Linked DNA regions of Homo sapiens: region 1 is linked to region 2. The links are chromatin loops, found by intact Hi-C in ENCODE. Cell type or tissue: Caco-2. All regions are shown on one strand. Each heading gives the region's core, and the rest is flanking DNA. Links, peaks and the distances in the headings are about the cores only.

Evidence for each region. Hi-C counts contacts between places; a loop is a spot of excess contacts. Peaks named below come from ENCODE experiments on the same cell type or tissue, not always from the same donor. Only the 100,000 strongest peaks of a DNase experiment are listed, where the experiment ranks them.
Region 1: a loop joins it to region 2, with 2.3 times the contacts of the local background. A loop is called at or near these places in 5 of 110 quality-filtered maps.

The regions. Positions count from the first base shown.
Region 1 is chr18:48,905,626-48,921,937 of GRCh38, reverse strand. It overlaps LOC124904355 (a long non-coding RNA gene), which reads left to right and starts at 7,279. Exons shown (of 3, transcript XR_007066464.1): 1 at 7,279-8,380; 2 at 10,287-10,434. It overlaps SMAD7 (SMAD family member 7), which reads left to right. Exons shown (of 4, transcript NM_005904.4): 4 at 28-2,085. The coding sequence ends at 566. In Caco-2, for the core only: no CTCF peak of the experiment used is centred there; no DNase peak of the experiment used is centred there.
Region 2 is chr18:48,716,361-48,732,672 of GRCh38, reverse strand. All of the region lies in intron 7 of CTIF (cap binding complex dependent translation initiation factor), which reads right to left. Among named protein-coding and RNA genes, the nearest start is that of MIR4743, 54 kb to the right of the region's middle. In Caco-2, for the core only: no CTCF peak of the experiment used is centred there; no DNase peak of the experiment used is centred there.

The sequences.
Region 1 (16,312 bases), core at 2,811-10,810, 190 kb before region 2:
AACCCTCTCTGCCAATGTGTTTTCTAGATTCCCAACTTCTTCTGGAGCCTGGGGATCGGTCACACTGGTGCGTGGTGGCATACTGGGAGGAGAAGACGAGAGTGGGGAGGCTCTACTGTGTCCAGGAGCCCTCTCTGGATATCTTCTATGATCTACCTCAGGGGAATGGCTTTTGCCTCGGACAGCTCAATTCGGACAACAAGAGTCAGCTGGTGCAGAAGGTGCGGAGCAAAATCGGCTGCGGCATCCAGCTGACGCGGGAGGTGGATGGTGTGTGGGTGTACAACCGCAGCAGTTACCCCATCTTCATCAAGTCCGCCACACTGGACAACCCGGACTCCAGGACGCTGTTGGTACACAAGGTGTTCCCCGGTTTCTCCATCAAGGCTTTCGACTACGAGAAGGCGTACAGCCTGCAGCGGCCCAATGACCACGAGTTTATGCAGCAGCCGTGGACGGGCTTTACCGTGCAGATCAGCTTTGTGAAGGGCTGGGGCCAGTGCTACACCCGCCAGTTCATCAGCAGCTGCCCGTGCTGGCTAGAGGTCATCTTCAACAGCCGGTAGCCGCGTGCGGAGGGGACAGAGCGTGAGCTGAGCAGGCCACACTTCAAACTACTTTGCTGCTAATATTTTCCTCCTGAGTGCTTGCTTTTCATGCAAACTCTTTGGTCGTTTTTTTTTTGTTTGTTGGTTGGTTTTCTTCTTCTCGTCCTCGTTTGTGTTCTGTTTTGTTTCGCTCTTTGAGAAATAGCTTATGAAAAGAATTGTTGGGGGTTTTTTTGGAAGAAGGGGCAGGTATGATCGGCAGGACACCCTGATAGGAAGAGGGGAAGCAGAAATCCAAGCACCACCAAACACAGTGTATGAAGGGGGGCGGTCATCATTTCACTTGTCAGGAGTGTGTGTGAGTGTGAGTGTGCGGCTGTGTGTGCACGCGTGTGCAGGAGCGGCAGATGGGGAGACAACGTGCTCTTTGTTTTGTGTCTCTTATGGATGTCCCCAGCAGAGAGGTTTGCAGTCCCAAGCGGTGTCTCTCCTGCCCCTTGGACACGCTCAGTGGGGCAGAGGCAGTACCTGGGCAAGCTGGCGGCTGGGGTCCCAGCAGCTGCCAGGAGCACGGCTCTGTCCCCAGCCTGGGAAAGCCCCTGCCCCTCCTCTCCCTCATCAAGGACACGGGCCTGTCCACAGGCTTCTGAGCAGCGAGCCTGCTAGTGGCCGAACCAGAACCAATTATTTTCATCCTTGTCTTATTCCCTTCCTGCCAGCCCCTGCCATTGTAGCGTCTTTCTTTTTTGGCCATCTGCTCCTGGATCTCCCTGAGATGGGCTTCCCAAGGGCTGCCGGGGCAGCCCCCTCACAGTATTGCTCACCCAGTGCCCTCTCCCCTCAGCCTCTCCCCTGCCTGCCCTGGTGACATCAGGTTTTTCCCGGACTTAGAAAACCAGCTCAGCACTGCCTGCTCCCATCCTGTGTGTTAAGCTCTGCTATTAGGCCAGCAAGCGGGGATGTCCCTGGGAGGGACATGCTTAGCAGTCCCCTTCCCTCCAAGAAGGATTTGGTCCGTCATAACCCAAGGTACCATCCTAGGCTGACACCTAACTCTTCTTTCATTTCTTCTACAACTCATACACTCGTATGATACTTCGACACTGTTCTTAGCTCAATGAGCATGTTTAGACTTTAACATAAGCTATTTTTCTAACTACAAAGGTTTAAATGAACAAGAGAAGCATTCTCATTGGAAATTTAGCATTGTAGTGCTTTGAGAGAGAAAGGACTCCTGAAAAAAAACCTGAGATTTATTAAAGAAAAAAATGTATTTTATGTTATATATAAATATATTATTACTTGTAAATATAAAGACGTTTTATAAGCATCATTATTTATGTATTGTGCAATGTGTATAAACAAGAAAAATAAAGAAAAGATGCACTTTGCTTTAATATAAATGCAAATAACAAATGCCAAATTAAAAAAGATAAACACAAGATTGGTGTTTTTTTCTATGGGTGTTATCACCTAGCTGAATGTTTTTCTAAAGGAGTTTATGTTCCATTAAACGATTTTTAAAATGTACACTTGATTTCATGTTGTCCTCCAACTCCTTTTTCTTCTGCTGCTTGGAGGGAGTGGGGAGGAGTGAGTATTCATCCAAATTCAGTTGAGTTGGCGTCTTCCCAGCCCAGTGCTTGGAGGATGGGAGACGTGGGCCACAAAAGAGACATCTAGAACAGCCCTGGTCTTCAAGAGTGCTGGAAAGACCTGCAGCCACCCAGACATCCCTCCTTCTTGTGTCTTGAATTTGTAATGGGAGACAACCTACAGGAGCTCTGTGGGTGATAATTCAAAGCTTGTAGAATTGAGGACAGGGAATTACATCTAGGGTAATGGGAAGGAGACAGGATTAGAGGATGGATGGATGGAGAAGTTTAGCCCCAAGAACCTGGGTCCATCTGGTTCTTGCCAACTCCTCACTTGGTATTAAATCCTAAGCCTACTGTACCCCTGCTAGACTGGATTCCAGGAGAAGTTTCCTGGGGGCTGAGACCCTGGAAGGGTGATGAAGGTGGGGGTTGAATGTCAGTGGTGTTCAGAGGGACTAGGCCACCTCCTGGCGCCCTCCCAAATACTGTCCTGGGCCACAGAAGTCACAGAGTACAAGTTCCACTCTGCAATATCGTCCCTTGTCTGCTGGGACTTAAGTGACAGTTCACTAGTCCCCTTCCCCAGCCTAGCTCTGGTGGCACTTGCAGTCAAAATGCCTCTTCAGTGCTGTCTTTGCATCAGCCTGCCTTGGTTCGCTGCTGAACCGTGATCTGAGCCATGTTTTAGATTTGGGAAATCTTGCACAAGAGATGGTCTAAATTGGGTACCAAACAAACGGCTGTGCAGGTGTCTATGTAAGGGGTTTTGAACCTTATATCCAGGAAGGGGGTCCTTTTGAAGTGGGGGTTAAGATTTGAATATCATAAGCCTGTACAATTTCATGAAAGCTTTTTGGAAGGCCAATGTAGGACAGCCAACTTTCTATTTTGCCAAAAAATGACCAAAAGCGCTACAGCCTACTGGCGCCACCACTTCATTAAAGGGAATGACAGTACAATTGGTTAGCAAGAAATATTAATACATGTTGATTGCTGATTTATGCTCCAGGGCATTAATGCCAAGTGGTCATCCTGGCCAACTTGTTTACATGTGATAGGGAGCTTACTACCTCTAAAAGTAGCTTTTGCTTTTTTTTGTTTTTTTTGAGATGGAATCTCGCTTTGTCGCCCAGGCTAGAGTGCAGTGATCTCGGCTCACTGCAGCCTCTGCCTCCCGGGTTCAGGCAATTTTGCTGCCTCAGCCTCCTGAGTAACTGGGATTACAGGAACACACTACCACACCCGGCTAATTTTTTGTATTTTTAACAGAGATGGGGTTTCATCACGTTGGCCAGGCTGGTCTTGAACTCCTGACCTTAGGTGATCCACCCGCCTCGGCCTTTCCCAAAGTGTTGGGATTACAGGTGTGAGCCACCACGCCTGGTCGCTTTTTGCTTTTTATCATTGAACTGAAACTTGCTTACATCGTAGTTCTGTAACCCAGAATAAGTGCAAAATCTCATCTCTAGAAAACACCCAAGGAGGGTTCTAATTAACTCTAGGGTGGTAGCGGCGGAGGAGGGGCAGGGAGGGAAGGTGTTTCACTGGGGGCTGTCAAAGTTATTTTAGTTTGCTCTAAATTGCGTCGGCATGCCCGGAAGCTCTTTAATAATTGTAGCTACCATTTACTGAATGCTTCACTAGGTGCCAGGCATAATGTTCAGGCGTTTGAGGGAATTCTCATTTCATCTTCATTAGGACACGCTGCAAAAATGGAGGCTTTGAGAGGTGAAATGACTGGCTCAAGGTCACACAGTGAGATAGTAAGTGGTTAGGGAGATCAGGATCTGACTCCGGGCTGAGTGGTTCTTCCTGCTTGGTCCACGCCCTGTTGAGATGTTTATTTGGTAGGATCCTGTGTGGCTCCAGTCCCACAACTCCCTGAAATGGAGAGAAGGTGGGAGGGTGGTCCGCCACGTTTCCTCCTGACCACTTGCGCAAGGCCTCTGGATTTGGGAGGCAGAAGCTGTGGCTTCTGGAGGAAGGAGAGGCTGGAACAGGGGTGGAGGTGTGTGGGTTCTGGCAGCATGGCTGATTCCGGGTGGTGGGGAAAGAGGAGTGCTTAGGAGGAGTCTGGCATTTGCTGGTTTCTGACACTTCCCTCTTTTTGCCGGCAAGCCCGTCACCCACAGTCATCTCCTGAGCACCTTCAATGTGCCGCAGCGGGCACGGAGGTAACGTGGACCTGGACGGTGCCTGTGAGTGATGCTGGGGGACAAGACGCCACACCTGAGATGATCAGCAACAGAGCAGGCAGAAGAAAAGGCGAGGACCCAGGAGGAGGCCTGGTCTTGGGGCCACAGGTGCTTGCAGAGGAGGTGGGACTTTCAGCTCAGATGGCATTGAGATTAGCAGAGTAGGGGGAGAAGGTACCCCATTGGAAGGAAGTTTTCCTGCCTCTTGGTACTCCTTCCTTTCAGTTTGCCCCTTAAATTTCAGGGTATCTTATATAATTCGATCTCAGGCTCTGCTCAGGCTACACCCTCTCCCTGGATGACAGCATCACTCTGGTGGTTCTGTCTCCCTCAGACCTGTAGATGCCTCAGCTGTCCCAACCAGAAACCTGGATTCCCCATCCTTGCCCCTGTCCCCCATAATGAAAAAAAACAAATTCCCTCCATCCTGTTTCACCCGATCAATAATTATAAAATGCAAATATCTCTCTCAGAGTTCTGTTTTCTCTACCCCCACTAGCATGACTTATTTCAGGGCCTGTAAGTTTTCCCTGGGTCTCCCTTACCTCTGGTGAAAGTAGCCCTTCAGCATCCACCTCTGCCAACCTCTCCCCTGAGTCCCCAGCCCTCCACGCACAGAAACCTTTTGTTCCAGGCATGCAGGGGGATGCACTGTGCTGCAGGCCCGCCGTGCTCATGCGCTTCTGCAGCAAGTGCTTTGCAGCCACTTCAATTAGCTATCTCCTCCTTATCCTTTGGGATGTGATGCAGGCAACACTTCCTCCAAGAAGCCTCCTCCCTTTAAAAAATTTCTGTCTGGGCGGGCGCGGTGGCTCACGTCTGTAATCCCAGCACTTTGGGTGGCTGAGGCGGGCGGATCACCTGAGGTCAGGAGTTCGAGACCATCCTGGCCAACACGGTGAAACCCCCGTGTCTACTAAAAATACAAAATTAGCCTGGCATGGTGGTCGGCGTCTGTAATCCCAGCTACTTGGGAGGCTGAGGCAGGAGAATCACTTGAACCCGGGAGGCGGAGGTTGTGGTGAGCCAAGATTACGCAATTGCACTCCAGCCTGGGCGACAAGAGTGAAACTTTGTCTCAAAAAAAAAAAAAAATTTGTCCTGAAGAATGTTCAATAGTGTAAGATTCTCTCTTCTGCTGAACTATAAGCTCTTGGCACCCTGGGGTCTCAACTGGAGTCTCAGTTAGGATTCACTGCCCTGACAATTCCTGGTGTGGTACTCAGACAGGACTTGTCTCATGAACGAGGCATATTTGTGGGCTTAGCTTGGGCTGGGAATAATTGTCATCATCTTCATCATCAAGAGGCAACACTGAGTATGTCCTGACTCTGTGCTAGGCAGTGTTCTAAGCACTTTACACTGGGATTGTCCCATATGATCCTCACAGCCACTCTGCGAGTGGATACCATGATCATCACTCCCATTCTACAGATAAATAGGTTCAAAGAATTGCCCACAGTCTCCCAGCTGTTAAGCGATAGCATCAGATTTCATCACTTCTGTGTTATCTAATCTCTCTGGGCAGGCCTGGCTCAAGGAGTTGGGTATATGTTTTTTCTAAAACAAGTTCTGGTTTGGAAGGACCAAGCTGATCTGACTGCTGAGCAACAGAAACAACACCTGCCATTTGTACTTGTCAGTGCATACCAAGGGTCATGCTGCCTGTGCCCCCACGCCGCAGAGGACGTGGGCAGGCCTTCCCTGATTCAGGAAGGGCCTGACCCTCCAATGGGTGAGTGATTTGCCCGGGACCACCTATGCACAGCCTGTGATGGAAGCTGGATTTGCACCCAAACCTATAGCAAGCGATGACTTCTCGCTGGGTCTATTAAGCTCCCAACACTCAGCAGCCTGCAAAGGACCTGTTTGTCAGCTCAGCCGGTGTGCCCTCAATGAGCAACTCCTGATTGTCCCTGAGGGTGTGCTGGGGGCAGGCAAGGTGGGGGCCTGATGTGAAATAGGATGTGGCTCACAGTCACCGGTTTGGGGGTCAGACAGATCTGGGTTTGAGCACTCACTTGGGCAAGTCACAACCTCTCTGAACCTCAATTTCCAAAGCACAAAGTGTGTATTATACTTTCATGAGGCTAAAATCGGGACTGGGGAGAAAATTCATGTGAAGAGCTGACCATATGCTAATTAGGTTGAACCACGTGGGATTGCTAATATCTGATCATGTTGACCCACAATAATGGCAATTTCAGATACTTTATGAGATACTTAATCCAAGGCAGCCAGCCGTAATCAGGGGTCCCCACCCTTCTTTTCATCCCGCAGCTGCAGTCAGAGGCTGGTGGTGCCCTCTGGGTGGTGGATTTTGCAGCAAGTGAGAGAAGACAGTTGGAAAGCCAGTCCATGGATAGTAGGGGGGTGGCCAATATTGAGGCGATTCCTTCCTGCTCAAAATGTCATCCAACTGCTGAGTCCAGGCCAGGGCAGGAAGCAAAGACCACCAGCAGCCAGGGCTGCAGGGTTGGGGTGTCCTGGCCTCAGGAGGAGGGGTGCGTGGGCCCAGGCTGCCACCCTTGGAGCCAGGAGCAGCCCGCACAGTCCCTGGTTTCCTGGCGGCTCTCAAGCAGGAGGCCCGAGCTGCTAGCTCAGCAGTTTTCCCTCAGCCAGAAGAACCCCGCTCTCTTTCTGAAAGTAATGATTTTCTAAAAATGGATTCCCTCCCCTCCCCCAGCTGCAATTAATCTACCCAACACAAAGTGGCCGCTGGAGGAGGACTCTGGTGAGTTGGGACTAGTGCAAGTGCTTTGATTAATTCAGGGACAATTTCCTGGCTGGGCTGGGGGTGAGAGGCTGGGCAGGGACGCGCTGCCTGGGTCGGGGGTGGCCCACTGCAGGGTCCATTTAAACAGCTATGAGAGCCACGGAGACCTGGGAGAGCTGGGAGCCTCTTCCTAGGGAGCCTGTGCCCGCCTTCCTGGGGATTTGAGAGGCAGAGTCTGCCATGGACATGTGCCCAGGTGCCAGGGGAAGCTCTTGCTAAGCCTGGAGCTGCCTGGAGCTGCCATTTTAGTGGAAGCTTAGGGGGAGAAGGAATACAATTGTTTCTACCATAAGCCCTTATATCTTACGTAGTAGAATGCAAACTTGACCTGAATTGTTGAGAAAAAACAAGACACTTCAAGGACACGTGGTTGCCCTTGATGTTGCTTTAGGTGGTGGCCCCAGGCCCTGGCAGTTTCTCTTCTGCAGTGGGCATTTTAGTGGAAAAGTGTAAGATCAGTGGGACACAGAAGCGCTGGGGACAGAAATAGAGTGTGTATATTAGGACTGCTTTGAACCTTAAAGAAAATAGAGATGTGTCATAGACAACTGTATTGAATCCATTCTCCGCAGTGTAGACTGCCCTTTGATACACGTTCCTCTAATGATTCTGGATGGGAGCTCTGACTACCCCCATTTTAGAAGAAACTGAGGCTAAAAGAGATGAGCGACTTACACAAGTCACCCAGCCAAGAGGTGGCCGAGCAGTTTTCCTTAAGCCTAACCCAGGGCTCTTTTGTCCAAAGCCTGGTGCTCACCACTCTGTCCCATGCCCATTTCAAACTCCAGGTCTTGCACTCTGCCTGCCCAGATCCCAGCAGTAATGAGTGACCTGGGGTCGAGACATTTCATTCCCAGGGAATACTTATGCATTTCCCTCATTTCCCAGCCTCCCTTGCAGTTTGTTTGGGACCATGTGACCAGTTCTGGCCAATGGGCTGTGAGAAGTGCCATGTGTCACTTCCAAGCTAAAGCATTGAAAAATTGGTGCAGGGTGACCCAGCTCTCTCTCTCTCTCTCTCTCTCTCTCTGCCACAGGGACCTGGAAGATATGTTTTAGGATGATGGAGACAGAAGATGGAAAAGCGTTCGGATCCTGAATGGCTGCTCTGGAGAGCCCCTGGGCCCGCTGCAGACTTTGTTTGAATGTGGAACTTTTTCTTTGTGGCTGAGATTTGGAGGTTTGCCTATCCAGATGATTATGTGACCTGTGCCCCACACTCAGTCCCTTGCAGAATCTGGCTTGCTTCTTTCTTTTATGGAGGTGGGTCTTGTATCTCCAGCGTCTGGGAGCTCCTTGAGGTCAGGCACGAGCCCAGCCCTCATGCTTACTTGAATCCTTTCACAGTCACAGTACAAAGCCCAGCACTGGGCTCGTAGTAGGTGATGAGTAAATACCTGCTGTAATTGGCATGAAGTGCCTCTCCAGTGGTGCCCCATGAGGGACTGCCACCAGGTGTCCTCCAAGGGCACAGTCTCCCACCTGGTCCAGGGCTCCTCTCTGATGAAACCCTGCCCTTGCCTGCTCCTCAGCTACGTAGTCTTTGAAACGGCTCTTCACCTTCTCCTCAACCTCATCTGGTTGAGGCCAGGGGCCACTTTAACCTGGCCAAAGCCAGTACCCTCTGGGCAAGGAGAGAGAGGCTCAGAGCAGAGCTCCGGCTCCAGTGAACACATTGATTAGAGTCATCAGACCACGTTCCCAGCTCCTCTTGCCTATCCTGCTTGATTTTTCTTCATATTGGTGGTTGACATTATACTTACTGTATTATATACACATTTGCCTTTTTTTTTTTTTTTGAGACAGAGTTTTGCTCTTGTTGCCCAGGCTGGAGTGCAATGGCATGATCTCAGCTTACTGCAACCTCCGCCTCCCAGGTTCAAGTGATTCTCCTGTCTCAGCCTCCGGAGTAGCCGGGACTACAGGCGCACACCACCATGCCTGGCTAATTTTGTATTTTTAGTAGAGATGGGGTTTCACCAGGTTGGCCAGGCTGGTCTCGATCTCTTGACCTCATGATCCGCCTGCCTTGGCCTCCCAAAGTGCTGGGATTACAGGTGTGAGCCACCGTGCCTGGCCTATGTTTGACATTTTATTATATATCTGTTTGTTGGCTTGACTATTATCAGAGGCCCCTAGTAGAGTGTGAGCTCTGTGACAGCAGGGACTTTGCTCTGGTCACTGCCATAACCCCAGAATCTAGAACAATGCCCAGCACATAGAAGGGATAGAAGGCACTCAACCGATATTGGATGGATCAATGTTGAATGACTATTTAACTTTTCAACTAAAATATATGAATTTAAGTTCCAGGTGAATTCCTTTTTTTTATCTTTTTTCTTTTTTTTTAGAGACAGGGTCTCTGTTGCTCAGGCTGTAGTGCAGTGGCATGATCATAGCCTTGAACTCCTGGGCTCAAATGATCTTCCTGCCCTCAGCCTCCCAAATAGCTGGAACTAAAGGTGAGCACCACCCTGCCTGGCTAATTTTTTAATTTTTTTGTTGAGACGGAGACTCGCTACATTGCCCAGGCTGGTTTCCAACTGCTGGTCTCTAGTGATCCTCCTGCCTTGCTGGGATTATAGGAATGAGCCACTGTGCTCAGCCAAATTCCCTTTTCCCCAAGAAAAGTGGGTATGGGACCAGGTGCAGTGGCTCACGCCTGTAATCCTAGCACTTTGGGAAGCCGAGGTGGGCGGCTTGCCTGAGCTCAGGAGTTTGAAACCAGCCTAGGCAACATGGTGAAACCCAGCCTCTATTAAAAATTAGCTGGTGTGCACCTGTAGTCCCAAATACTCGGGAAGCTGAGGCAGGAGAATTGCTTGAACCTGGGAGGCAGAGGCTTCAGTGAGCGAGATTGCACCACTGCACTCCAGCTTAGGGGACAGAGCGAGACTCCATCTCCAAAAAAAAAAAAGAAAAGAAAAGTGGGTATGTACTTACTTTATAACACTAGTGAAAATAAAAAGCACATTATTATATTCTTTTCTCCCAAAAGGTGAATGCAAAACTTTACCTCTTAGGGTGGTGGTAATAGCGACAACTACACCCACAATAATAATAACAAAAACCTGCGTTTACTTAGGGCTAAGTATGTGCCAGGCACTCTCTGCAAGGTACTTTTTTTTTTTGTTTTTTTTTTTGAGACAGTTTCACTCTTGTCACCCAGGCTGAAGTACAGTGGCATGATGGCATGATCTCTGCTCACTGCAACCTCCGCCTCCCAGACTCAAGCAATTCTCGTGCCTCAGCCTCCCGAGTAGCTGGGATTACAGGCGTGAGCCACCGCGCCTGGCCTACGTTGTGTTGTCTTTAAGGTAAGCGCTCTCATTAGCTCATTTTACAGGTGAAGACTTGCAGGCCCAGCGAGAGACTCACAGCAAAAGCGTGGTAGAACCGAAGCCCAGGTCTGCCTAACTCCACAGCCCTTGCTCTGAGCCCTGGGTCTCCAGGGGAGCCTAGAGACACCAGCAGCCTTGAAAGAGTAGTTTTCCCAGCTTCTGTTCCTTAAGGTCGAGACAGAAACACGCTAAGGCCTGATCCCACTGAGGCAGCTCGAGACTCTGGGGGTCTCTCTGCAGGAAGGGCTTGCTCCTTGGCCAAGCTGTCCTGTCCCAACCGGGGCTGTAATGTTCACTGTGTATGGGCGTCGTGTCATCAGCACCAAATCTTCTAATGACACACTGCAGCCAGGGAAATTACAGTGCCCGGGAGACTTGTCCCAGAGGCCCTGCCCGAGGTAATTCCAGAGCAGGAGCGCATGCTGGGAAATAACAAGAATGACAGAGTCTGGCTGCCAGCCTTAGATAATGGAATGGTGAGTGATTTTATTTTACTTATACAGATCTTTTTCTTGAATTTTAAAAATATTGAAAAATGGTATCAAAAGTAAAAATTAGCGCTAACCTCATCATTTAAATTATGCCCTCCAACTTCACTCCCCAGAGGTGAGCATGCTGGAGACTCAGATATGTCCCCTTTCTGAATTGGCTTCTGCCTCTACATATGCACATATACAATTCTCACCAATGGAGTCACATTCTACATATCAGCCTGCGCCCTGCTTATGTCACTTAATGATACATCACAGACATTTTTGGAGATTATTCATTTTCATGGTTGTCTAGTAGTGGAGCAGAATTTAAAAGATGCTAGTGTTCATTTAAAGATATGCTACTTAGTACTGAATGGGAGTGAGGACGTGGTGCAACAGGAACTCTTGTGTGATGATGCTGGGGGTATAAACTGGTTAACTTTTTGGCAGTATCTACCAAAGCTAAAGAGAATCATACCTGCATCAGAAATGCACACATATATTCACTAAAATATATGTGTCTTTTAGTGAATATATTCTTGAACATGTACAAGAATACTCACAGCAGGCCGGGTACAGTGGCTCACACCTGTAATCGCAGCACTTTGGGGGGCCTAGGCAGGCAGATCACTTGAGTTCGGGAGTTTGAGACCAGCCTGGCCAATATGGTGAAACCCCACCTCTACTAAAGAAAATGCAAACATTAGTCTGGCATGTTGGCACATGCCTGCAATCCCAGCTATTTGGGAGACTGAGGCAGGAGAATCGCTTGAACCTGGGAGGCGAAAGTTGCAGTGAGGTGAGATGACACCACTGCACTCCAGCCTGGGTGACACAGTGAGACTCTGTCTCAAAATAAAAAAATAAAGTATATTAATAGCAGCACTATTGATAATAGCTCTAAACTGAAACAACTCAAATATCTGTCAAAAGTCGATGGTTATTTACACAGTGCACATCATGCAACAATGGGCATGAAAGAACTCCAACTCTACACGGCAGCAGGATGATCTGCACAGTTATAACGCTGGGCCAAAGAAGGCACACACAGAAAAGTCTACACTGTATGATTCCCTTTATATAAAGTTCAAAATCAGGCGAAACCAATTTGTGGTGTTAGATGTCAGGAAGTGGGCACGAGAAGAACTTCTAGGGGCTGATGATGTCCTGTTTCTTGATCTTAGGGCTGGTTACACGGGGTGTACAGTTTGTGAAAATTGTGCACTTTTCTACATGTGTTATACATCAGTTAAAGTCTATATATATATATATATATATATATTTTTTTTTTTTTTTTTTGAGACAGAGTCTTGCTCTGTCGCCCAGGCTGGAGTGCGGTGGCATGATCTCGGCTCACTGCAAGCTCCGCCTCCCGGGTTCACGCCATTTTCCTGCCTCAGCCTCCCGAGTAGCTGGGACTACAGGCACCCGCCACCATACCCGGCTAATTTTTTGTATTTTTAGTAGAGACGGGGTTTCACTGTGTTAGCCAGGATGGTCTCGATCTCCTGACCTTGTGATCTGCCCGCCTCAGCCTCCCAAAGTGCTGGGATTACAGGCTTGAGCCACCGCGCCTGGCCAAAGTCTATATTTTTAAAGAAGTGTCAATGGCAGGCATCCCCTCCAAAAATTCAGTCTTGTTTACCCTAAGTTTGTCCCCTTCTTCCTTTTCTTCCAGCACCTAATGAGCTGCATGTAGGACAGTGCCTTATGTATGATGTGACCCAGGGAGGGAATGGGAGTTGCACGTTGTGGTTTTTAATCCCTGGGACCAGGTGGTCAGCCTCAGGTGATGACTGAGCCTGTGCTGTCCCCACGTATTTGCTCTCAGGTAGTCAGTGAGCAATGGGGTAGAGAGAATGTCAGCGGGAGGGGGTGGGAGGAGGAGGAAAAAAAGGAGGAAGAAGAGGAGGAAGAAGAGGAGGAAGAGGAAGAGGAGAAAGAGGGAAAGGTTGCTGTTCTCAGGACTGCTGAGGGGACTGTCTTGCACATGGGCACTTGCATGAGTGGTGGAATTTCTGGGGTCCTAGCTACTATTACAGCAATGACAATAACAACAACTACTACTATTATTAATAGCATCCAACTTTTCTTGAATTCTTACCTATTGCCAAACACGGAGCTGAGTGCTTTATATGCATCACTCATGTGGATCCTTTTAACACTGTGTAGTTTTTATCAGTACCCATTTGCATGTTGGAGGCTCACATACATACAGTAAGCCCCTGACCACCACACCACACAAGCCCCTGCTTGTTTTGATTATTCAGTTGTTTATCTGGAGACCTATTATGTGCATGATGCTGTCGAGGATTGAGGTATAAAAATGGATGTGTGCCAAGCATGGTGGCTCACACCTGTAATCCCACCACTTCGGCAGGCTGAGGTAGACGGATCACCTGAGGTCAGGAGTTCGAGACCAGCCTGGTCAACATGGTGAAACCCCATCTCTACTAAAAATACAAAAAAATTTAGCTGGGCATGGTGGTGTGTGCCTGTAGTCCCAGCTCCTCAGGAGGCTGAGGCAAGAGGATCACTTGAACCCAGGAGGCGGAGGTTGCAGTAAGCCAAGATCACACCACTGCACAGCCTGGGCAACAGAGTGGGACTTCATCTCAAAAAAAAAAAAAAAAAAAAAAGTATGTGATACAGTCTCTATAGTGTCTGAGCAGGTTAATAATTGGGTGCTTATCCAAACCAATTGTCAGTGCTTTATTTCTTATTTTGGGAGTGCTCAAAATAGGTGATTCATTTCTTTTGCTATTTACTTTTATCTCCTTAGCAAGATATGTTCCCTCTTTAAATATTAGAGACTAAATTAACAAATACAAAGGGAGGGCTGGGCTCAGTGGCTCACGCCTGTAATCCCAGCACTTTGGGAGGCCGAGGCGGGTGGATCACCTGAGGTCGGGAGTTCGAGACCAGCCTGACCAACATGGAGAAACCCCATTTCTACTAAAAAATACAAAATTAGCAGGGCATGGTGGTGCATGCCTGTAATCCCAGCTACTCGGGAGGCTGAGGCAGGAGAATCGCTTGAAACCAGGAGGCAGAGGTTGTGGTGAGCCGAGATAGCGCCATTGCATTCCAGCCTGGGCAACAAGAGCAAAACTCTGTCTCAAAAAACAAAACAAAACAAAACAAAAACCACCAAATACAAAGGGAGAAGAATTTTGTGAAAATCACCTCTTGTGTTTTTTACAGAGAACTTCTTGACATCTGAACACAACTCATTTCAGACTTTAAAAAAATACATTTTTATGTGCTCACTATATAATAGGTGCTCACAGAAAATTTGCTGAATGAATGCTTAAATTGTTACAAAATGACACTATTGTATGATTTTTTAAACTGCTCATTCCCTGACACAAACACACTTAATGCTGTAATGAGAACATATTTCCAGGTTCATGAACACGCAGCTACTTCTGATGCTTTCGTTCATCATTAGTAGGGATGATTTTTTTTTTCCATGTGTTTGGGAGACATTTCTGTTTCTTTTGTGGATTTCTTGTTTATGTCCTCTGCCTATTTTTTTCTCTGGGTTTGTTACTCTTTGTGGTCATTTGTCTTAAAAATTTTTTTCAAAGTAATTCATACACAAAATTTTAAAAGTCGAGTAGTATTGAAAGTCTTATAATAAAAAATTGCAGTCCACTGTTGTTTCTCTCCCACCCTAGGTTTATTCCCCAGAAGTAACCCTTTCAACTTTTCAAGCTGTTTCTTTCAGTATTTATCACTATAACTTTTTAGGGATATATAAAATATTCATTAAAAATGTAAAAATAGTATATATTCATCATCAAATATTCAAAAGACACAATAATGCATTAAATAAAATGTTAAAGCCCTTCTTAATTTCTCCAATGCTACTTTTCAGGGGTAAATTTCATTAGAATGGATTACAATAGTCCCTCCTTATCTGCAGTTTTGTTTTCCACTGTTTCAGTTACCTGTGATATATATATATATCATTTTTTATATATATGTGATATATATCATATATGATAGATATATGTGTGAGATATATATATATATGTATTTTTTTTTTTCGAGACAGCATCTTGCTCTGTCACCCAGGTTGGAGCGCAGTGGTGTGATCTTGGCTCACTGCTGCCTCGACCTCCTGGGCTCAATGCATCTTCCCACCTTAGCCTCTTGAGTAGCTAGAACTACAGGTGTGTGCCACCACACCCAACTAATTTTTGTATCTTTTGTAGAGATGTTTTTGTTTTTGTTTTTTGTTTTTTGTTTTTTGAGACAGAGTCTTGTTCTGTCTTCCAAGCTGGAGTGCAGTGGCGCAATCTTGGCTCACTGCAACCTCTGCCTCCTAGGTTGAAATGATTCTCCCACCTCAGCCTCCCAAGTAGCTGGGATTACAGGCATGTGCCACCATTTCCTGCTAATTTTTTTGTATTTTTAGTAGGGATTGGATTTCACCATGTTGAACTCCTGACCTCAAGTGATCCACCCACCCTGGCCTCCCACAGTGCTGGGATTACAGGCGTGAGCCACTGCGCCCAGCCTAGAGATGAGGTTTTGCCACGTTGCCCAGGCTGGTCGCAAACTCCTGGGCTCAAGCCATCTGCCCACCTTGGCCTCCCAAAGTGCTGGGATTACATGCGTGAGCCAGTGTGCCCAGCCATGGTCTGAAAATATTAAGTGGAAAATTCCAGAAAGAAGCAATTTATATATAAGTTTTAAATTGTGTGCCATTCTGAGTAGCGGATAAAAATCTCGTGTTGTTCTGCTCTGTCTTATCCGGGACGTGAATCATCTCTTTGTCCAGTGTGTCCATGCTGTAGGCACTTCCCACCCATTGGTCACTTAGTAGTGTCTGTTAGCAGAGCAACTGTCATCGTATTGCAGAGCTTGTGTTCAAGTAACCCTTATTTTACTTAATGATGGCCTCGAAGCCCAAGAGTAGTGATGCTGACACGTTGTCTTAGGTATTCTATTTTATTATTGTTGTTAATCTTTTACTACATCTAATTTATAAATTCAACTTCGTCATAGGTATATATGCACAGGAAAAAATATGTAGGGTTCTGTACTATCTGTAGTTTCAGGCTTCCTGGGCGTCTTGGAACATATCCCTCAAGGGTAGTGGGGTACTACTGTATATCACCATATTCCAAAATAATATTCTTATTCTTATGTTTCTTGATACATCAATTTTAGATATCATCTAATAACCTCCTAGCTGGGGATTAGCTCTCTTGCAGCATCACATTGCTTCCCTTTCCAGTGGCCAACACTTACATTATTATGACTATGCCCGTATTGTACACCCTGAGTCATATAGTATACTATGATTGCATCTATTATTTTTACACAATGTGTTGGTATTTCTGAAGTTGAGTTGTCTAGGTTCTTTTCAT
Region 2 (16,312 bases), core at 4,045-12,044:
AAACCTCATGTCCAGAAGGAGCTGGGGAAGGATGGGCTGCCGAGAACAAGAAAGAAAGAGACCTCTTCTTACACCTGAAGATGCTTTGGGCTCTTGTTTTAGCTTCAAGCTGTGGCTCCCATAGAAGGGGACGGCTTTGCAGCAGCTTCTCCAGGGGGGATGCTGGAGGCAGTGGTTGCCCTGTGGTGGGCATAAAAAAGGTCCAAGCAGGGCAGTGTCCGGCTGGTCAGCCCCGTCATCAAGGTAAGAGCTGTCTCCTGGGTGTGCACTGCCCTGCTGGTCCCCTTCTGCCTTCTCGGGGTTGCCTTACAACCTCAGTGAAGCAGGGGAAACAGGCTTCTATTTTTCCTACAGCCTTCCAGGTTCTTCTGTTACCCCTGAGGCATCACTGGCTACTCCTGGGTACCCCGAATCCTGAGGTCTCCCGTGGCAGCCTCTGGCAAGGCCTTCTGCAGTTCCACATCAAAACGTACCCCAGGGAATGGGAGTCCTGCTTGGATAGGCCTAGGTCTGCCTCAAAAGGCATGTGAGCCCGGCGGCCAGGTGAATGCACTGCTGCAGCATGGTCTCCTCGGCTGTAAGGTAGGAATGGAAACTTCATTCTCTTCGGGGTGTTGGAAGATTCATGATAACCTACAACAAGAATTGGCCAATGGTGGCCTGTGGGCCGAATGGAGCCGCTATCTGGTTATGGAAACAGAGTTTTATTGGCAAGCAGTCACTTTCATTCATTTATATATTTCTATAACTGCTTCTGTGCTACAATGGCAGAGCTGAGGAGTTATGATAGAGACCCTATGGCCTGCAAAACCTGAAAGATTTATTCTCTGGTCCTTTGTAGAAAACTTTGCTGACCCCTAATCCAGATAGAATGCACAGCCTAGGAGGTGTCCCATAAAAAGCAGCTTCAATAATTGCTGTTATAATAAGCGGGAATGAAGTCACTGCAGTGGTAAGGGACCATTGGGTTTCTGGTCCCAACCCGCTAAAAACTAAAGAGGTCTTCTTTATTCAGTGGTTTATATGGATAATTTCCATATAAGACTTTGAAGAAATCCCATCCATCCACACACCTTTCACTTATCACAGACAAACCAAGCCCTTACTAGGTCCCTAAGCTGAGTTAGGTGGCCACTGGGAAGACATTGTTGAGATGTGGTTTGTGCAGTTCTCCAGGAATGAGAGGGTTAACGGAGTTCCACTCAGGCATAGAGGGTGGGGAATATGGTGACAAAGGACCAATGGTGGGTTAGGAAATGGGGACCTCTCCATTCTCCAGAAGCTTCCAGGCATCTCTCCCTATTCCAAAGGATTTGTCCTGAATTGACCATCATAATGAGCCTTCTCTACTCCCTCCCAGTGATGCCCATCAGCTGCTGGTGAGGCTGCACAGCTCTTGGGGGTCCTGGTGGTCTGCAGAGTGGGCCTGGAGCTTTTGAGAGAAGGTGCTGCAGGAGGTGGTCCTCCCTTGTGGGTTTTAAACCCCAACAGGGTAGGCACTGTCTGCCTCTCTGAGCCCCAGATCAAAGAGGAATGACCATTTCCTGAGCACCCAAAGGGGCCACACACTGCTCCATGAGCACCCCTTCTCTTTCTCAGCTTCTTCTTTCTCATCCTCATGCCTTTTCCCTGGCCCCCAGACCCTTCCAAATGGTTCTCCACTTTTCTCTTCTCCCCCAACTGCCCCATGCCTGCCTCTCTGGGCTGGGAGAGTTTCCCCAGAGCAGGGTCATCTGACAGGATTTTTGCCATGATGAAAACGTCCTAGAGCAGCATGGTCCACTGTGGAAGCCCCTCACACTGCGGGAGGCCCCTCATGCTGCGGGGGTCCCTCACACCACGGAAGCCCCTCACACTGCCAGAGGCCCCTCACACCACAGGGGGCCCTTCACACTGCGTTCATCGTGGGGGCCCCTCAAGCTGCGGGGGCTCCTCACACCACGGAAGCCCCTCACACCGCGGAAGCCCCTCACACCTCAGGGGCTCCTCACACCGCAGAAGCCCCTCACACCGCAGAAGCCCCTCACACCACAGGGGCCCCTCACACCGCAGGAGCCCCTCACACAGCAGAAGCCCCTCACACCACAGGGGCCCCTCACACCGCAGAAGCCCCTCACACAGCAGAAGCCCCTCACACCACAGGGGCCCCTCACACCGCAGAAGCCCCTCACACCGCAGAAGCCCCTCACACCGCGGAAGCCCCTCACACCGCGGAAGCCCCTCACACCACAGGGGCCCCTCACAGCGCAGGGGCCCCACACACCGTGGAAGCCCCTCACACAGCAGGAGCCCCTCACACCGCAGGGGCCCCTCACACAGCAGGAGCCCCTCACACCGCAGGGGCCCCTCACACCGCAGAAGCCCCTCACACCTCAGGGGCCCCTCACACCCCAGGAGGCCCTCACACTGCGGGGGCCCCTCACACCGCGGAGGCCCCTCACACTTCGGGGGCTCCTCACACCACAGGAGCCCCTCACACCTCGGGGGCCCCTCACACTGTGGAGGCCCTTCACCACATGTGGCTAGCCCTGAATGTGGCCAATATGACTGCAGAACTGAACTTGTGGCTTTATTTAATTGTAATGGGTGTAAATCACCACAGGCAGCTCGTGGTGACTGCGCTGGGCAGCACAGCTGTGGACAAAGCCGGCTACTATTACTTCACCTGAGACTCCACCTGGAGGTGAAGCCTCCTGAGGCAGTCCTCCCAGGGATGCCTCAAAATGCAGGGAAGGGCATCTGGGTGGATTGGAAAGAGCGGATTAACAGGAGTCCTCTTCTGTCCATCGCCACTGTCCCACCACTGGGTGCTCCCTCACAATCTTTCCTCATGCCTGCCAAAATATTTCCGTTTCTGAGGGACTTCTCTCCACAGCATTCTGAACCCCCACCATATCTGGTCCTCTACCCGAGGCAGGACCACCCTCCCCAGACAGGAAGACAACTCCAGATCACCACGGATCCCCAAGTGGGTGAAAAAGGAGCACGTGTTTTCCACCACAGGACCAACATTCCAGAACCCTGTGGAAAAGAATCCAGACGTCTGGATGTCTGGGACCAGCCTCAGCTCTGCAAGGCCTGGAGTAAATCGCATCACCTTTCTGAGTCTCGCTGATCTCACTCTTCTCATGGGGACGCCAGCTCTCATCCTACTGCCTCCCAGACCACTGGCGGCTGCTGTGAGAAAGGCTGGGGGAGCCATCTTTATTTGTGTTGTTAATATTTGGGTTATTTTCCCACCTAAGCAAGGAAGCCTTCTCTGTCAGTGTCTGACAGATGCAAGGATTTCAATACGCTTCCAATTAAAGCCCAAACTTTTTATAATCATTGAGATTATAGAGTTTAAGGGAAAATAATTACATGTGTGAGTGTGTGTCTGTGTGTGTGGTAGTGGTGGTGGGGGGAACGTGGGTGTGTATCTTGGAAAGTTTCCTTTTCCCAGAACTATCTGCTGGACCCCCTGGGTAAGAGGGGTGTTCCAAAGTTCTGGCAACAGCATCCCCTGGCTTCAAATCTTCCCCAGGCAGGAAGCGTCTTCACTGATGCCCCACCATGGAGAGGGGCCATGGGCAGGAAGGATGGAAGCGCAGAGGGGAGGACAGGATGAGGAGGGCATTTGTAGAGAGGTTTGAAGTTGAATCAGAACACACAAAAACCCTCAACCCATTCAAAGCTACCGGTGAGTTTCACTAGATCATTTAAAGTGGGGGGAAAAAGCAATGGTACAGGAAGGAACTCAAAACAGATAAAGGTGGCTCCCAGTGGTCCCCACCTCCTGACACTCAAACTCTTGTTTAGTCCCTTGCCACATCACGGTTAGTCTGTGACCAATGGAATATGGCAGAAGGGATGGTATGTTGCTTTGAGACCAGGTTACAAAAGATCCAACAGCTTATCTCTCTCTTTCCTTCTCTCTCTCTCTCTCTCTCTCTCACTCTCCCCCTCCCTCCTTCACAGGCCACTCACTCTGTCATGAGCACCCTACAGAGAGGCCCACGTTGCAAGGAAATGAAGCCTCCAGCCAACAGCCAGTGAGGAGCCAAGGCCTGCCAGCAACCACATCCGTGAGCTGGGAAGTGGCTCTTCCAGTCCCATCTGAGTCAAGTGTCAGATGACCGCAATCCTGGCCAACAGCCTGACCACAATCTCACGAGAGACCCTGAGCCAGAACTCCCCAGCTATATAGCTTCTGGATGCTTGACCGTCATAAACTGTGTGAGATCATAAGTGCTTATTTTAAGCTGCTAAATTTGGGGAGTAATTTGTTACACAGCAAGAGATAACTAATACAGCTTTGGGTACTTGGAAGTAGGGTGCTGCCATAGTGAAACTCTGCAATGTGAGAGTGGCTTTGGTACTGGGCAGTGGGCCGGAGCCAGAAGCATTCTGGGGTGATTCTTAGTGAAAACTTCAAATGCCATGAAGAGACCACTGGTAGAAATATGGACTTTGAGGAGACTGGTGATGGGGGCTTTAAGGGAGGTGAAAAATATATTATTGGGAATTAGAGGAAGGAGGATTTTTATTATGTAGCCCCAAAATGTTTAGCAACATTGTCTCCTACAGATATGTGAAAAGCAGAAAATGTACTTAATGACTTGCATTATCTAAGGAAGAAGTTTTTAGCCAGGGTCCTGCAGGGGCTGCCTGGTTTCTTCTTGCTAGGTAAAATGTGAGAAGAGAGAGACAAGTTAAAAGAAGGGCTGTCACAATAAAAAAAAATCCAGGACTTGCTAGTTTTGAAGAGTCCCAGACTGTCCAGATGGCAAATGATGCTAAAATTAGGAAATGACTTCTGCGTAAAGATCAAATCCAGGCACTCTCAGGAAAGCATAGTCCAAAGATGAGGTGGAGGGTGTGGCTATGAAGTCTTTGTCAAGATCTTAGAAAGTTCAGCGGTGCTGCCTCAGAGTACTATTCAGTCAGACCAAAAGCTCTGTAAAGATTTTAAGAGATGTTAAAGATCTTCTCAGTCAAACAACAGAGCTTCTAAGAAGCTTAAGGGCATTGTCCCTCAGCAGAAGCCCAGCGGAGAGAAGGGATGGTCTTGAAGAGATGTGTGGGTGGGCTTTTATTTGGTGGAACAGACTCAATAGGATCACAGAAGACCCATAAAGTTTTTCAAAGGATTATTTCAGTGGAAACACAACAACTTGGACTGGAAGGGAGAGACACAGTACAAAATATAAAGAAGCTCTTGGACCTCCCAAATTCTACCAGCAGGAAGCTATCTGAGCAACAAATCAGCTGCAAAGACATGCTACCTTTCATAGAAAAGGAAGGATGACTCAGAGGCAGAACCAAGAGCCCAGAGTATTCACTGGGCTCATGACTTGCTGCAATCTCATGAAAGACCCTGAATGCAGAGGGCGGAGACAGCCTTGTAGAATAATTCCTGGGCAGGAACAGAACTGAGTTCTAATCAAGAAACTTCCAATATCTGCCTGGCTGGATTTCAGAACTGCTATGGACCAACAATGTCTATGTGCTTCTTGTTTCCCCTCTTCTTGAATAAGTGTATCTAAGGCTGTTACCCTATGCCTGTCCCACAATTGTATGTTGGCTACGTGTGTGTGTGTGTGTGTGTGTGTGTGTGTGTGTGCAGCTAACTTGCCTCCTTAAATCTCAGGCCTACAGATCAAGAGTGAACTGTACCTGAGGTGCTGTACTTAAGGAGATACACCCAAAGAGCGTCATCTGCATCTGAACATGATCTAGATGATGAGACTTTGGACTTGGAGCTGATGCTATAATCAAATGAGACATTGGGAGGGGTGAGACTATTTTGCATGTGAGTCACTGGGAATGAGAGGGTGGGTTGTGGTAGTCAGCCTCTAAGATTGTCCCCAGTGATCCCCACTTTATGGAATTTATATCCCTGTAAAGTCCCCTCCCACACTGTACCAAGGTTAGTCTATGTGACCAACAGAATATGGTAGAATATGGCATGTCACTTCCAAGATTAGGTTACAAAGCATACTGCAGCTTCGATCTTGGTGTCTGTCTGTCTGCTTGTCTTCCTGTCTGTCTCTCTTGGATCATACTCTGGGACAAGTCAGCTGCTATGTCATGAACAGCCCTATGAAGAGGTCCACCTTGTGACCAACAGCTAATGAGAAACTGAGAACTGCCAACCACCTTGTGAAGGAGGCTGTTCTCCAACTGCTTGGGCTTTCTCCAGCCCCAGTCATGCCTTCAGATGCCTACACCCCTGGCTGACAGTTTGACTACACTCTCAAGGGTGACTTTGAGCTAGGACAACCCTGTTAAACTGCTCCTGGATTCCTGACCCTTGGAAACTGGGTGACATAATAAATATTTGTTGTTTTAAACTCTACGTCTTGGAGAAATTTGTTACACAGCAATAGATAACCCCAATACAAACGTCCAAGCCAAGCTCCATTTCCAGCAAATTATCATTGGAAATGATGATTAGCAGAGTCCTAAAGCAATCACATGCACACGTACATATCCACAACTATAAACATAAACCGAACATGTGTGATTCAAACACAAATATAGGCAATAAGTCCTCAGGTTTGTGTTGCCCTTGGCATTTTACCTCCTTTCTGAGCATCACCTCATTTGAACTGCAGAACACTCTTACAAGGTGGATATCGTATTTTATAGTTGAGCAACATGCCTCAAAGAGGTGAAGGGATGTCTTGAGGCTACATATCTAGTGACAGGACTCGAATGAAGTCTAGGCAACTCAGCATTCTCAAAGGACCACCTACACATTAGGCTGGAATAAGGGCCCTGGTGTGGCTCCTGTGATATGACCTCCAGGCAACAAAGTCAGAGGCAAAATGTGGGTTTGCCTCAAGTGGGATGGTTTTAGGCTCTTAGGAGCAAAAAAATCTGCCTTGAAATAACATGACATATACCCACCCTCACCTACCTCCCACACGTGGGAGCTTCTCAGTGTGCCAGAAACTAAATCATTCTCTTAACTCTGGGTAATCACTGAAGGCTCAAGTGAAAATGCAAAGTAACATGCCCTGGGTTACCATTAAGGGTAGATCAACCACTGACACACCAGTTCACAAAACGGGATGCAGGAGCAGTAAATCTGGGGTCAAAAGGGGCCGCATGAGAGTAGAGGAAGGTGGGAGCTCCTCCTCATTCTCACCCTAAGGGGGTGGTGGGAAGGCAGAAGGTGGCTGTCCTTGACTGCTTGTAGAGTAAGGAAGCACAGTCAAAATACACCGGGGCTGTCTCCCGGAAAGGGCGCCGAGGCTCCCCTGCCATCCTAGGAGGGGCGTTGGGACAGGAATTGGGATGGTGGAGCCTTGGGAGGGAATTGGCCTTTGTGTGCTCTGCCTAAAGAGGCCCTGATGATCACTGTTCCTACCCTACCCCTGACTGAGCACCGCCAGCCCTCCTGAATATCAGGGCACAGTCAGAATCCTGCCCTCTAAGTGTCTCACCCCAGCCTCCGCCCAGCCTCTTTGCACCGTGGCTGCAGCTCACAGCTCAAAGGCAGCAAGCTTCCTGCTCAGGGTGACCAGGCCGAGCCATCTGCTCCCTGACATGCAGAGCCAGTCTGGAACACGTGTTTGCTGTGGCCACACAGACCACCAGACCAAACATGCACACCACCCCAGAACACATTTTCTCTTTCTAAAAACATTTCTCATCTTTGTTTCAAGTTCACACATGTCTTTTCTTGAGTTCAATGTCAGTCCTGACAAGTAATAAGCCTAAAATTAGATCTTTTGTCCACCAAATCCTCCCCTTGAAGCTGAAAGACAGAGTTCAAAGCCAACACAAGGGCAGTCGTATTCCTGCAGGCGGGTGTCAATGCAGATAATGTGGGCTCCAGGCAGCAGCTTCTGTTTTGGGCTCCTCTATCCACCTGCTGAGGTGACTCAGGATCCCGGGGCTTGCCCTCCAGACATGAATGAATGTGTGTGCTGGATGCTCTCCGGCCCTCTGCCCTTCCCTAAGTCCCTCAGTGGCCGCACCTGCTTCAGGTGAGCCCAGGAGCTCACACACAGCAGGGAAAGCTCTCAGTCTGTGTCAGGCTGGACCCCGCCCAGCAGCTGTAGGGAAGGTCAGGGAAGAGGATCAAGGGAGGATGAATGAGGCCATGAATAGTAAGGGGTGGAGGAGTAGGAAGGAGTCAGCAGAACCTGCAGAATCAGAGGAGGCCAGCAGGAACAAGAGGCAAGGGAGAGGGACTGAGGTACAGGGGCTGGTCAGTGTTGGGAGCAGGACAGAGACAGGCCTGTTCAAAGAACAGCGAGAAGACTGGGGTCTGGAGAGCACAGCGAGTGAAGACAGTGGGTGGGAGGGTAGGTGGGGACAGAGCTGAGGGCAGGTGGAGCAGGCCATCTACAAGGAGCAGGGGGTCAGGGAGCGCGAACCAGTTGAGGATTCCAAAGGCCTATTTGAAAGGTTAGAAGCTGTTTGATAATGCCATCCCACAAGTTGTTGGTGAGTCTGTGTCCACCTACAAGGGGGACCTAAATCCTGGTGCCCAGGCTGTTCATCTGTCCAGGCCTACTTGGAAAGAATGGGCAACCCCATCCAGCCCATAATTTGAAGGGCATTGAAATCCCTGCAGGTGCTTAGAGACATGGAGAAGGTGGCATATGCTGCTGCTACAGAGATGACTACACCAAGCACCCAGGGGACAACTTCATCTTAATTTCCCCCGTGGGTGCTAAGTACAGGCATCGCCTCTGGGAACTTGAGGGCCTATCTTCTTGAGCTATTTTATTTCTGTTTGCTGGTGTCTTGCCTAATTGAGTCCCTGCATCACTTTTGGAAACCAAGGCCTCCCAAAATATTCCAAACTGTAATAGAGGCCACCTTGGCTTCCCCAAAACACATGCATTGGAATAAATGGCTATAATTAAATTACTGGGAAGACTCAGAAATAACTCTTGGAGTTCAGGGTAAATGCCGACCCAGGAGGAAAGCTCCTTGGTATTTTTAAAACCTGTGCCCCTGTCTCTCCTGGGGAGCCCTGAGGAGTGAAAGGCACCCTCATGCTCTGGGTTTGTCCTCTTGGGAGTCAGGGGAGCCAACAGCTGGAGGAAGCTCTCCTCTGGCCGGGCTGCCTCCCCACCCCCTGAGCTGCCCACCACTCCAGAACTCACAGAACTTTCCCTCTGGGTGCTCATCGAGTGGGGTCCCCACAATCTGGGAAATCCCTGGTCAGTTTCGAGGGCTTCCTAAATATGTCTATTCATGAATCATCCAGACAAGGAAAGTAATCTATGGGCAGGACTGACCTAGTGCAGGTGGGGAGAAGGTGGGAGGGTGGGTGACCCTGTCTGAGGGTCTCATCTGAAATCTCATCATTCATTCATTCATTCATTCATTCATCCCTTTGAATGAGGCAGCAGCCCTCCCCTAGTCCATTTGACATGACAGCCCCCTCACCCCAAAGAGGACCATGCCGTCTTTAGCTCCCCGTGCATGTGAGTTGATCAGGTGGTTAACAGGGGGAGTATGTAGGAGGCAGCCAGGGAGGGGCCCAGCAGACGGAAGCTGAGTCTGCAGATGGGGAAGGAGGGGGTCCCAGAGCAGTGGGTTGTTAGCAGCACACGCCTGGAAGCCAGGCTGCTTGTGTCGCTTCACTTTTCTGGACTAGTGACTTTCCTCATCTGTAAATTGGAAATAAAAATAGCATCTCCTTCCTAAGGTCATTGGGAAGACTATATGAGCTAAAGGGTGCCCTGAATACAGTGAGTGCTCTGGAAGTGCTTGTGAATTGCTGAGTGACATCCAGGCTTGGCAGAGGGTGGGCCAGGCTTGCCTGGGAGTCTAGCGAAAAAGACCCTCAGAACCAGTGGGATGCACAGCCTGCTACATCAATGAGTACAGCCAAGTGCTTACACCTATGAGCGCCGATGGGTATGGCCGGGTGCTTACACCTGTGAGCGCCGATGGGCACAGCCGTGTGCTTACACCTGTGAGCGCTGATGGGTACGGCCGGGTGCTTACACCTGTGAGCGCTGATGGGTACGGCTGGGTGCTTACACCTGTGAGCGCTGATGGGTACGGCCGGGTGCTTACACCTGTGAGTGCCGATGAGTACGGCCGGGTGCTTACACCTGTGAGCACCAACAGGTATGGCTGGGTACTTACACCTGTGAATCTTGCGGTCCTGGGCAGCATACGATCTCAAGAGGACAGAGAGGCTGGGTGCTGTGGCTCATGCCCTTAATCCTAGCACTGTGGGAGGCTGAGGTGAGAGGATTGCTTGAGGCCAGGGGTTCAAGACCAGCTTAGGCAACATGGCAAAACCCTGTCTCTATAAAATAAAAAATAAAAAATTTAGCCAAGTGTGGTGGCACGTGCCTGTGGTCCCAGTTACTTGGGAGGCTGAGGTGGGAGGATCACTTGAGCCCAGCAGGTCGAGGCTGTCGTGAGCTATAATTGTGCCACTGCAACTCCAGCCTGGACAACAGAGTGAGATCCTGTCTCACAAAAAAAAAAAAAAAAAAAAAAAAGCACAGGGCCAGGAGTATGAGGCTTAGCCTAGTATGACTGTGTGCCAGATCTGGGGAAGGAAAAATATACACAGGGGCAGCAGGCATGGCTGCCTTTCTAGAACCTTCTGGACAGGGCACATGGGCTGAGCTGAAGATACACGAGACACTGGTTATTTGCACTGAAAGCCCTGGCCAGCCTCCAACATGTCTTTCAGAACTGTCTTTCCCATCCCATGGTTAAGGAATGGAATATCCCTGAGAAGTGTCCCTTTTCATCTTCACCTCGCACTCTCTCTAATACATTGTAGAGCTGAAATCAGAGCCCTATTTTATAGCTGAGAAACTGTGTACCCTTAAAGTGTAAGAGAATTGCTCTGAACCACACCACAAGTATGAAAATCCAGATTCCATGACTTCTGGTCCAGTGTTCTTTTCTTCCTGCACAGGAGTGAGTGTCAGGACAGAGAGGGGGGGATGCACGTTCTCTGAGGTTAGACTCAGAGCCGCACACAGGGTCAGGACTTCCCTCGTATCTGCCATCACATGGCATCTAATGGCATCCCTGTAGTCTGCACAATGGTGTCCTTGGGGACATAAGAAGAATGGTTTGTCCAGGGCCCAAGATCCCCTGGCTGGTGAGAGATGAGCTCGTCTTGAAGCCAGTGAGCCTCGCCCTGGGCCTGGGCTGCCCACCAGACACACTGTCCCCGGGGAGGGCTGGGCTGGCTTGGTGCCAGAGGCCAGGTTGCTTGGGGCTCCGGAGAGGAATGAAGGGTTGGGTGTTAGTGTTTGTGAGCCAATCCTCAAATGCCTAGCATTTCAGTAGAGACTAGACCTCTGAGGAGGAATGAAACCAGCTTGGGTGGCTGGTTCCCAAGGCGTCCATTCTACGTCCCATCCTAGACGCAGACCTTGGGGAAATGGCATTTATCTCTCCAGGGCCAGTTTCTCAGGGAGCAGCCCTCCTGTCCTGCAGGTAACTAGACATGTGCCCCTACGTCCTCTTCAGTCACCTTTCTTGTCATTGGGTCTCCCTTTGCTATTTAGGGCTTAAGGGGTCTGAAGGAATTCTAATTGCTGGGGAAAAGGGGATTATTGTGATCGAGAAAGAGTAGTACTCTGCTCTCCAACTGTGGGCACAGAACTAGGGGATGCCCACTGCCTGGTGGGCACAGGGGGTTCCAGGGCTCTGCCAAAATGAGCTGTAGGCAACCTCTTTTCTTACCCATTTGTCCCCCGCGTGGATGTGGGTCCCGATGGGAGAGAACCCCCAGAGCCTTGTATTCCCATGAAGTGTGATGCTGGGAGGAAGTCCTGAGCATGGGGATCGGGGGAAGGTATATCCCTCATGGGTGAGTTGTGGGCCAGCCTCAACAGGGCCACTCTCTGCAGCTTGTTCTGCCCAGGAGTGCGGCCTGAGGCAGCTGCACTGTGCAAAGGATTATTGGGACCATCATGATTTGTACAAAGCGTGGGGCTTTCTCTGGGTGTATCAGGGGCTCCATTTCAATCAAGCATGGACCTGGACATCTGGCTTGAAGAAATGAGCTGCTCTTCTTTTCAAGAGAGAGCCTGCTTGGGGGTGGGCGTGAGGGAGGAGGAGAAGGATCCTAAAAATAATTCTTATCTGACTCATTTTGCTTAGAATCTGACAGGGCTGCCTGCCAGGTGGGGGTTTGCCTGTCCCATTTTCTTATCTATCTTTAGCAGGGACTTAATGAGGGCAATTTCCTTGCTGGGATGGAAAGACAAACCGTGGGCAAAGTGAGCATAGATCTGTCTCGCGGTCCCTGGGCTCGGATGACAGGATGGCAATGACAGTCACTGCAGGGCTGAGCTGTCTGCGAGGGCCTCAGCAACAGTGGCATCCCAGCATGGTGCAAATGAAGCAGTGATAGGCTCAGTCAAACCATGCAGGACAATGACCACTGGAAGAAGCATCCCCCCCGTCCCCATCTCATCCCCTAGCGAAGCTACCACCACACACGAACAAGATAAATCACTCAGACCTAAGATCCTGTTGCCTACAACATACTTCTTTATCTTCAGCATCTCTCTACTCTGTTTTAAAGAGCAAGTACGGTCACTTCTCATTATTTATGGTAGTTGCATTCCATAAAGTTGCTGCAAATACTGAATTAGTGAATACTGAACTATTACTCCTAGGGGAAATGCGGGGTTTGGTTCCTGCAAGCCTCTGGTCACAACATTTTCACCACTGGATCAATACATAACCTCGTTTTGTATGTGTTTCTGTTTAAAGAAACCTTATTTAATACATATTGTTGATTTATTAACATTGAACTCACGGCCAACAGCACTATAACTCATGCCTGAGTGATGCTTATCTAACACACACATTTTCTCCGGAAGGCACATCACAGCCTCCTTGCGCTTAAGAACAGTAGACGGCACTTCAGTACTATGTTTAGGAGCCATTTAAAATAGCAAATTCACCAAGGAAAAGCACAAAAATGTGAAAAACATGGCAGTAAACAGAACCATGAGAAGGGTGCTTGCTTATACTATGAGAGCTGAAACAAGGAGGCAGAGTGTTACTTTGGCCTGGACTGGGATCTTGCAGGTCAGGCAACTCAAATTTTTCACTGTTTGTGTGTCAATGACTGACTGCAAAAACACCATGAGTATTGAGTGCGGTGTTACAAATAAGTTTTACAAGTAGGCGAATGTGCAAATATGAATCAATGAGTAATAAGGATGGACTGCACTTCCAAAAGAGCTATCTTAACAACTCATGTGAATGAGCTGATGTATAGATATAGGACTCCGACTAGGTTAATTCCTCATCAGTTCCCGGTGGGCAAGATCTGGGGGACCTGGTCATTTTTGTAGGATGTGGGACTCTATGACTGGTAGAGTGTTCTGAGGTGCTAAAAGGAGCAGCAAGTTCCAGATAGCAGCTGTGACTTAAAGAGAGGGATGTCGAGAGGCACTTGGTATCCCCCAGAGTCCTTGCCCATGAGCCCACATGTGAAAAGGAATGTGGGGCCTCCTGTAGTCACAGATGACCATCAAAGCCTGGGATACAGAAGCCACAGCAGTGTCAAGGAATGGGGCTTAAAAATATTAAAGACAATTCTAGAAGCATATTTTCGTATTGAGAGTGAGAAGTCAGAGGGACACATGAGGCTACTGATGGGGCAGACAGCGTAGAATTAAGAGGTGGCAAAAAGAAAGCAGACCTCTCCCACTCCAAGTTTGCCTTCTGCAAGAGAACAGGTACCAGCCCAGAAAAGGCAGCTGCAGTTGCCGCATCTGTCAGACGCTGAGGGCCTGGAAGACTCCACGGAGAGCAATGGGTGCTCTGAGTGCTCACCTTCATGCCTCGGGAATGGGGCGATATTGATATTGATTGGAGTAAAAGAAATCTTTACATGAGGTCATAAATGGCCCCTGACCATGTCTGAGGAATCCTGGAGAACAGATATAAGGGTTAATTTCATGTCAACCTGACTGGGCTAGGGGGTGCCCAGTTAGCTGGTAAGACATTATTTCTAGGTGTGTCTATGAGGACATTTTCAGTCAGTAGACTGAGTAAAGATCTCTCTCCCAGTGTGGATGGGCACCATCCAATCCGCCAAGGGCCCAAACAGAACAAAAGGCAGAGGAGGGGTGACTTCACTCCCTCTTCTTGAGTGGCGACATCCATCTTCTCCTGCCCTTGGACATCCCATGCTGTAACACATGGTATGCTTACGGTCACGCTGGGAACCTCATACATGCTCCTGTTTCTTGGCCTTCGGACTTGGGTTGATTACACCACTGGCTTTCCTGGTTCTCTAGCTTGCAGCAGATGGCAGACTGTGGGACTTCTTGGCCTCCATAATCTCATGAGCCAATTCCCATGATACATCTCTCTCTCTTCCTCTCAATATATCCTATCAGTTCTGTTTCTCTGGAAAACTCTGAATAATGCAACAAAAGTGTTAGAGACTGTAGCTAGGTATACACAGTCTAATTTTCAAAAATTGGAAAAATATGGATATCATTTCTCCAAAAGAGATTGCCAAACAGATGGTTTGGAAGAAAAAAGGTGACCACTAATAGCTAGCACAGGTTCACACAGACCAAGTCATGGCCAGACCAAATCTATGTCCTTTTTTGAAACAGTTACTAGCCTGACACATTTAGGGAACCCTGAAAATATCAAGGTTGAAGAGGTAGCTGGGTATGGTGGCTTGTGTCTATAATCCCAGCTACTTGGAAGGTTGACGGGAGAGGAGCACTTGAGGCCAGGAGTTTGAGACCAGTCTGGGCAACATAGCAAGACTCCATCGCTACCAATCAATCAAGCAATAAAAATAAAATTAGTCAGGTGTGGTGGCGGGTGCCTATAGTCCCTAGAACTACTCAAGAGGCTGAGGCAGGAGGATTGCTTGAGGCCAGGAGTTCAAGGCTGCAATGAACTATTATTGCACTACTGTACTCCAGCCTGGGTGACAGAGCAAGACCCTGTTGCTAAAAAAAATTTTGAAGGGGTGTTTCAAGAGGCTTGCCACATCACTTCATCCTGGGACCTGCCTTATTCTTTAAATTTTTTTTAATTGAGATATAATTCACACAGTACAAAATTCACTCCTTTAAAGTATATAATTGAGTGCTTTTTAGTCTATTCACAAAGTTCCATATGTCCTGTTTGTTTTTATCAGTGACTTAGATGATGTTACAGAGAGCTTGAAAAATCCAATCTGATGACTGACACTTAGGGTCTGGGTTCACGTTGGCAGAGGAAGAGAGGGAGGGACAAAATTCTTATTATTTATTTATTTATTTATTTATTTATTTATTTATTTATTTATTTTTTAAAGACAGATTTTCGCTCTTGTTGCCCAGGCTGGAGTGCAATGGCGTGATCTCGGCTCACTGCAACCTCCGCCTCCCAGGTTCAGGCAATTCTCCTGCCTCAGCCTCCCGAGTAACTGGGATTATAGGCTGCACCACCACGCTCGGCTAATTTTGTATTTTTAGTAGAGACGGGGTTTCTCCATGTTGATCAGGCTAGTCTCAAACCCCTGAACCTCAGGTGATCTGCCCGTCTCAGCCTCCCAAAGTGCTGGGATTATAGGCATGAGCCTCCACGCCCGGCCCCAAAATTCTTAATTGGTTCTACATTTAGAAGACACCAAATCACAGTCACGGTCAATCGCAGGACAGAGGCAGCAAGCGCTGCTGTAGGCTGTGGCCACCCTGCAACGTCCAGCATGTGGCCCACTCCGCACGCCAGGTGGATGGCTCGCTCCCCTGCCTCTAGTCCTGCGGAGCCATCTGACACTAGCTGGGCTGGCTAAGGTCTTTTTCTCTTCTTCCTTTCAATCTGCTTTGCACATGGAGTAAATTAACCATTCCGAGACCTCACTTAATGAAACAAATTAATTTGGAGAATGGCTCTCTTGTCTCCCTGGCCGCACAGGCACGGTGCGATGGACCACTAATGCCTACATTAGCCACCTCTTCTGATGGTTAAGAGGCCGGGCTTTGGAGCCTGCAGGGTCTTCTGACATTGCTGACAGTCGGGCGGGATCATCTGGAGCTGGCAGGCTCCAGTGGCTTTTCCCTTCTATGTAGTTCAATTGGGGGTGGTGGCCGCTGTGAGCACCACCCACATGGCTCTGTTTCTAGGGAGCCATGTGGGGACGACTTCTGGGGATGTGGGGAATCCCTGGCTCCAGAGCCTGCTTAGATGCAGAGGAGCATTTAGAGGACACCAAGCCACAGTCACGGTCAATCACAGGACAGAGGCAGCAAGCACCGCTCCTCTCATCCCAACACCCTCCCATCTCCCAAATCCTCCTGGAGGTCTCACTAGTAGTTCAAGCCCCACCTCCTCCAGGAAGCATTCTGGA